2 separate regions of the Homo sapiens genome follow, and region 2 is linked to region 1. A link is an interaction called in ENCODE POLR2A ChIA-PET data of the cell type or tissue named here. Cell type or tissue: MCF 10A. All regions are shown on one strand. Each heading gives the region's core, and the rest is flanking DNA. Links, peaks and the distances in the headings are about the cores only.

The links. Peaks named below come from ENCODE experiments on the same cell type or tissue, not always from the same donor. Only the 100,000 strongest peaks of a DNase experiment are listed, where the experiment ranks them.
Region 2: POLR2A ChIA-PET joins it to region 1 with 6 read pairs; 4 of 35 experiments call an interaction of 5 or more read pairs at or near these places.

Annotation. Positions count from the first base shown.
Region 1 is chr9:129,909,159-129,912,074 of GRCh38, reverse strand. All of the region lies in intron 11 of FNBP1 (formin binding protein 1), which reads left to right. Among named protein-coding and RNA genes, the nearest start is that of MIR6855, 41 kb to the right of the region's middle. RefSeq lists a silencer at 1,231-1,525. In MCF 10A, for the core only: no CTCF peak of the experiment used is centred there; a DNase peak (open chromatin) is centred at 1,324.
Region 2 is chr9:130,023,378-130,026,293 of GRCh38, reverse strand. All of the region lies in intron 1 of FNBP1 (formin binding protein 1), which reads left to right. Among named protein-coding and RNA genes, the nearest start is that of FNBP1, 18 kb to the left of the region's middle. RefSeq lists a silencer at 2,123-2,273. In MCF 10A, for the core only: no CTCF peak of the experiment used is centred there; a DNase peak (open chromatin) is centred at 1,502.

The sequences.
Region 1 (2,916 bases), core at 211-2,710:
TTCCAGGACTTCTGATGGACTAGCTTCAAGTTGGGGTTCCCCTGACCCTCTCTTTGGGTTCAATTAATTTGCAGGAGCAGCTCACAGAACTCAGGGAAACACTTATATTTACTGGTTTGTTTTTGGGTTTTTTTTTTTTTTTTTGAGACAGAATCTCGCCCGTCGCCCAGGCTGGAGTGTAATGGCGTGATCTTGGCTCACCACAACCTCCGCCTCCCAGGTTCAAGCAATTCTCCTGCCTCAGCCTCTCAAGTAGCTGGAACTACAGGCGGGTGCTACCACACTCGGCTAATTTTTTGTGTCTTTAGTCGAGACAGAGTTTCTCTATGTTGGTCAGGCTGGTTTCGAGCTCCTGACCTTTTGATCTGCCTGCCTCAGCCTCCCAAAGTGCTGGGATTACAGGCGTGAGCCACTGCGCCTGGCCACCACATTTACTGGTTTATTACAAAGGATATTATTAAAAATACAGATGAAGAGATGCTTAGGGCAAGGTGTGGGGGAGGGGGCACAGAGCATCCATGCCCTCCCCGGGCAGCCACTCTCTAAGAATCTCCCCAAAAACCCTGTCCTCTTGGGCCTTTTATGAGACTTCATCAGATAGACATGATTGAAGCATGGACAACCATGTGGAAATGAGATTGGTCAGAAACTGCCTGATCGCATCCTAATAGATCAGGTAGTGACACCCAGCAGGGCCTGTCTGTGCAGATTCTTCTTGGCCTCCCTGTGCAGCCTTCCTTCCTTCAGGGTATGGGGCACGATCCTCATGAAGCCTCTTGAATGAGGATCATATGGCCACAATCAGAATCCTGCCTTGGGCAGGTGAAAGAAGGGCACGTGGAGGTCAGATAGAGAGATTCTGTTTTCTGAGGTCGAAAGTGCTCTGATATTTTAACAAAAGACTGTAGCAAGAGGCCGCGCATGGTGGCTCATTCCTGTAATCCCAGGACGTTGGGAGGCCGAGGTGGGCAGATCGCCTGAGGTCGGGAGTTCGAGACCAGCCTGACCAACGTGGTGAAATCCATAATCCAGAATAATCCAGTTTTCAAATAAATATTGTAGCACCATAGTATACGGAAAACAAGTCTTTATTTTTATATTAAAGGTTAGTTTTGCTTCATCTTAGATTTAGAGTCAAACTTCTTTGGTTTGCTATTAGGAATAGTCACTTCCATTCTGGTTTCACTCAACTCTTATCTCACACACATACACACACACACACACACATTAGAGAGTCAGTCAGTGTGTCTGATGGGTGTGTCTTTGAGAACATTAGCTGAAAGGTCTTTGCGTGGCCTTTTGTGGTCAACTATTTGCTGAATCACACACTTCCCAGCACATCACCCTGGCATTTTATCATAATCAGCCTAGGAACCCAGTCATAAGCCCACATGTAAGCTGCTTGGCAAATGCAACTTGCTTCTGGAATTACATTAACTGGGTCTCCTCTTTCTACCCTGCCCCAAGCCTGCCTTGCCCTTGTTTCAAAAGAATTGAGGGTTTAAAGTAAAATCTCTTTTCTAAATGCCCTGGCTTATCCCTGGTTATTTGAAGAAATTTCTCTCTCTCTTTTTTTTTTTTTTTTGTTTTTTTGAGATGGAGTCTCGCATTGTCGCCCAGGCTGGAGTACAGCGGCACGATCTCGGCTCACTACAACCTCCGCTTCCCGGGTTCAAGCAATTCTCCTGCCTCAGCCTCCCAAGTAGCTGGGATTATAGGCGCTCGCCACCACGCCCAGCTAGTTTTTTATATTTTTAGCAGAGACGGTGTTTCACATTGTTGGCCAGGCTGGTCTCAAACTCCTGACCTTATGATCCACCCACCTCGGCCTCCCAAAGTGCTGGAATTACAGGCATGAGCCACCGTGCCCAGCACGAAATTTCTCTCTCTTTATGAACATAGCCTCACTTAAGTAAAAGCACTTGACATCACAATTTAGCCAGAGCTTTCTAACAAGTAAGCATATGTCAAAGCCTGAAACTGTTGATACTTTCTCCTTAAAGCTCATGCACAGTGTAAAGAGAGCAGCTGCTTCTGAAAAGGGAATCAAGATATCAAAATGCAGTTCTTCTGACAGATTAAAAACCGCGGAGATGAGTTTCGTACACTGTGGAAAACTGATTTTGAGGTCAGGGAGGGCATTCTCTCTGAACTCTGAGAGGCTTCCTAAAGGCCTAAAAGAAGTCACTAGGCTGGGCGCGGCGGCTCATGCCTGTAATCCCAGCACTTTGGGAGGCCAAGGTGAGCAGATCACCTGAAGTCAAGAGTTAGAGACTGTGGAAAATTAGCCGGGCGTGGTGGCACATGCCTGTAGTCCCAGCTACTTAGGAGGCTGAGGCAGGAGAATCGCTTGAACCTGGGTGGCAGAGGTTGCAGTGAGCTGAGATCGCACCACTGCACTCCAGCCTGGGCAACAGAGTGAGACTCTGTCTCAAGGAAAAAAAAAAAGTAACTAGACTTTTAGAGGCAGCAGAGGGAGGTGTGCATGGGGTAAGGAGAAGAGATTTTTTTTTTTTAATGTTCTTTTTCACCCACATTCTCTGAGGAATGTGATGTCCCATCTGTCACTTTACAGGGGTGGAGACTTTTGGCCTCAGCCTGTGTGAAGAGACTGGCAGGAATACTCACGCTAGGGAAAAGGCAGCAGCTAGGCGTGCAGTGGTTGATGGGGTTTGTATTAAGGAAACATAAATTTCATTAACACTTCAGTGTTGCCACTGACATTGATGGTAACACTTGGTAGGAAAAGGAAGAAGACTGTCTCAAAATGTGTTTTTCATGGATTCTCCCTAGAGTCAGAAGTATCTCTTACTCTCCTTTACTGTAGCGTTGCTCACTGCTTTTTCTGGGGCATTCTGGCCAGCATCCATGGAACTGGGAATGGTTTATGGGACTTATGCAGTTTGCATGCATTGA
Region 2 (2,916 bases), core at 161-2,660, 110 kb before region 1:
TCGTACTCCTGACCTCAGATGATCACCCACCTCAGCCTCCCAAAGTTCTGGGATTACAGGTATGAGCCACCGTGCCTGGCCAATTTTCTCATTCTTAAAAGATTTCTACAATTTAGTCAGTGTGTCATATTGTTCAAGAGTGTGGATCTGGAGCTAGACTGCTTGGTTCATATCCTGACATTAACTAACTGATTGATTTTGGACAAGTCATTTAGCCTCAGTTCCTTCATCTGTAAAATGGAGATAATGATAGTGCCTACTCCATAAGATTATATGCGAAATAAACTCTACTAGTGTTGGCTATCATTATCCACCTCCACATGTTGCTGGTTGTCATGATATTTCATTGATATCTTTTTTTTCTTTTTTTGAGATAGAGTCTGTCTCTGTCACCCAGGCTGGAGTGCAGTGGCACGGTCTTGGCTCACTGCAACCTCCACCTCCTGGGTTCAAGCAGTTCTTCTGCCTCAGCCTCCCAAGTAGCTGGGATTACAGGCATGTGCCACCACGCCCGGCTAATTTTTGTATTTTTAGTAGAGACAGGGTTTCACCGTGTTGGCCAGGCTGGTCTGGAACTCCTGACCTCAGGTGATCCACCCGCCTAGGCCTCCCAAAGTGCTGGGATTATAGGCGTGAGCCACTGCGCCCGGCCTTCCATTGATATCTTGAATTCCATGTCGAGACTGAATGATCACTTTTTTATTAGGGGTATTGTGGACGTGATCAATGAATTTGGTATAAACTAGACTGTGTGACCTCGAGTCCCTTCAACTCAAGTGTTTCAAGGTAATCTGAGTTCCAGGATCAACTGACACTGAAATAGTGATCCTAGGAGTACTGATTCATAATGAGCAGATAACATGGCAATGCCAATTACAATAGACGATTTCTAAAGTTAGAAACTTTACTTAGAAATTTTATGTTGAGTCCCACACTGTAGCTCAAATAAATGCTAATGTTAACAGGAGGTTTGTAAAGGGTTCAACAATTCAAAAAGTGACACACACCTAGAATCATCAGGCACATTCCTTAAGTTGTGAGGCACTCGGTACATAGATTGAATGTCTTGGGTGTGACTCCATAGGCAAAAATGTCAGGGACTATTTTTTTTTTTGAGATAGAGTCTCGTTCTGTCACCCAGGCTGGAGTGCAGTGGCGCGATCTCCACTCACTGCAACCTCCACCTTCTGGGTTCAAGCAATTCTCCTGCCTCAGTCTCCTGAGTAGCTGGGATTACAGGTGTGCACCACCACGCCCGGCTAATTTTTGTATTTTTAGTAGAGACAGGGTTTCACTATGTTGGCCAGGCTGGTCTCAAACTCCTGACCTCAGGTGATTCACCCACCTCGGCCTCCCAAAGTGCTGGGATTACAAGCGTGAGCCGCCTGGCATCAGGGAGTAGTTTGCTGAACAGAAACCTTTTGGCTAAGGTTTATTGTTTATTTTGTCAGTTTGGCAGATCAGCAAGTGAGTAAGGTAGATAAACAATGTCATTGCAGAAAAATTTTAGGCAGTCAAGTGCTTTATTTGCCAAAAAGATTCAACCACCTGATGGAAATGAAAAACAGGATGATACGATGGCTTCTTCCTTCACTTTCTCACTTTCCTTGGATTATGAAATGCCAGTAATTGAGAAAGCGGAATGAACAGTCATTAGAGATGGAAGAAAACCCTAGAGAGAAGTTGGAAGTAGTTGGGTGGGATAAAGACTTTCTGATAACTTCAAGCAGATCTAGAAATTGGCATTGGATTGTTAGAGAAAAATTGAAAATGTAAAATGTTAGTTGCATGAGTGGGCAACAGATACTCTCCATTAGCAGTGTTCAATTACGTGTCACCAATGTGCAATAGTCTGAGACAGGCAGGGTCTTGCTCTGTCACCCAGGCACTGTCAGAGCTCACTGCAGCCTCAACCTCCTGGCCTCAAGCCATCCTCCCACTTCAGCCTCCCCAGTAGCTAAGACTCAGGTGCACACTACCACGCCCAGCTAATTTTTTAATTTTGTAAATTTCTTATTTATTATTATTTCCTGTTTTTTTGGGGGGGGTAGAGATAGGATCTCACTATGTTGCCCAGGCTAGCCTTGAACTCCTGGCCTCAAGTGATCCTCCTGCCTCAGCCTCCCAAAGTGTTGGGATTACTTACAGGCATGAGCCACTGAGCCTGGCCAAGTTCTGTTTATTTAGATAATATTTGCTTGTAGTATGGACCCCACCCAGCTCACAAGCTTGGGGTGAGGGACCTGGGGGTTAAATGACGGCAAATGTAAGCCAACCTAAAGGTTATATGTATGTTGATTCTTCAGATGTGGCCGAGATCAGGCAAGGCAGCTCACAGGGAGAGTAAAGGGTACTATTTTATACACTAGGTACTTGGTAACCAGTCTGAATTGTGGGCCAGTCCTAGGGACATGGGGCAAAAGTAAAGAAAGGAAAGGAAAAAAGACTAGAGGGAAATGTAGGATACACTCACGTGGATGGAAGATTGAGTCCAGGGAAACTGAGTAAGATGCCAAATGCTCACGATAAAAGGATGACGTTTCCATGGGATCCTGTAGGCATCACCGAGAGGGTACTGTTGGGAGAACACTTAGGAACCCAGATCACCTAACATGGAGTGAGTGGGGCTCAGATCTGAGCAGAAACCCAACAAGGACTTCCCAACTCCAAGTAAAGCTAAATTTAGACAATCCTTTTATGTTGCTGGTCCCTCTTGCAACACAGTCTCCTCCGGCCAGGCTGCCTTCTCCTTCTTTATATGCACCAGCCTTCTTCCACCTCAGGGCTTTGAACTCCTTTATCCCAGCTCTGCCTTGCCCTTGGCCGGGGAAGTCTCTAGCCCTAGGTGCTTCACCTTCAGCTAACCCTATTGTGTGCAATCCCGACCTCCTGGCTCTCTCTAAAGTCAGTTACACA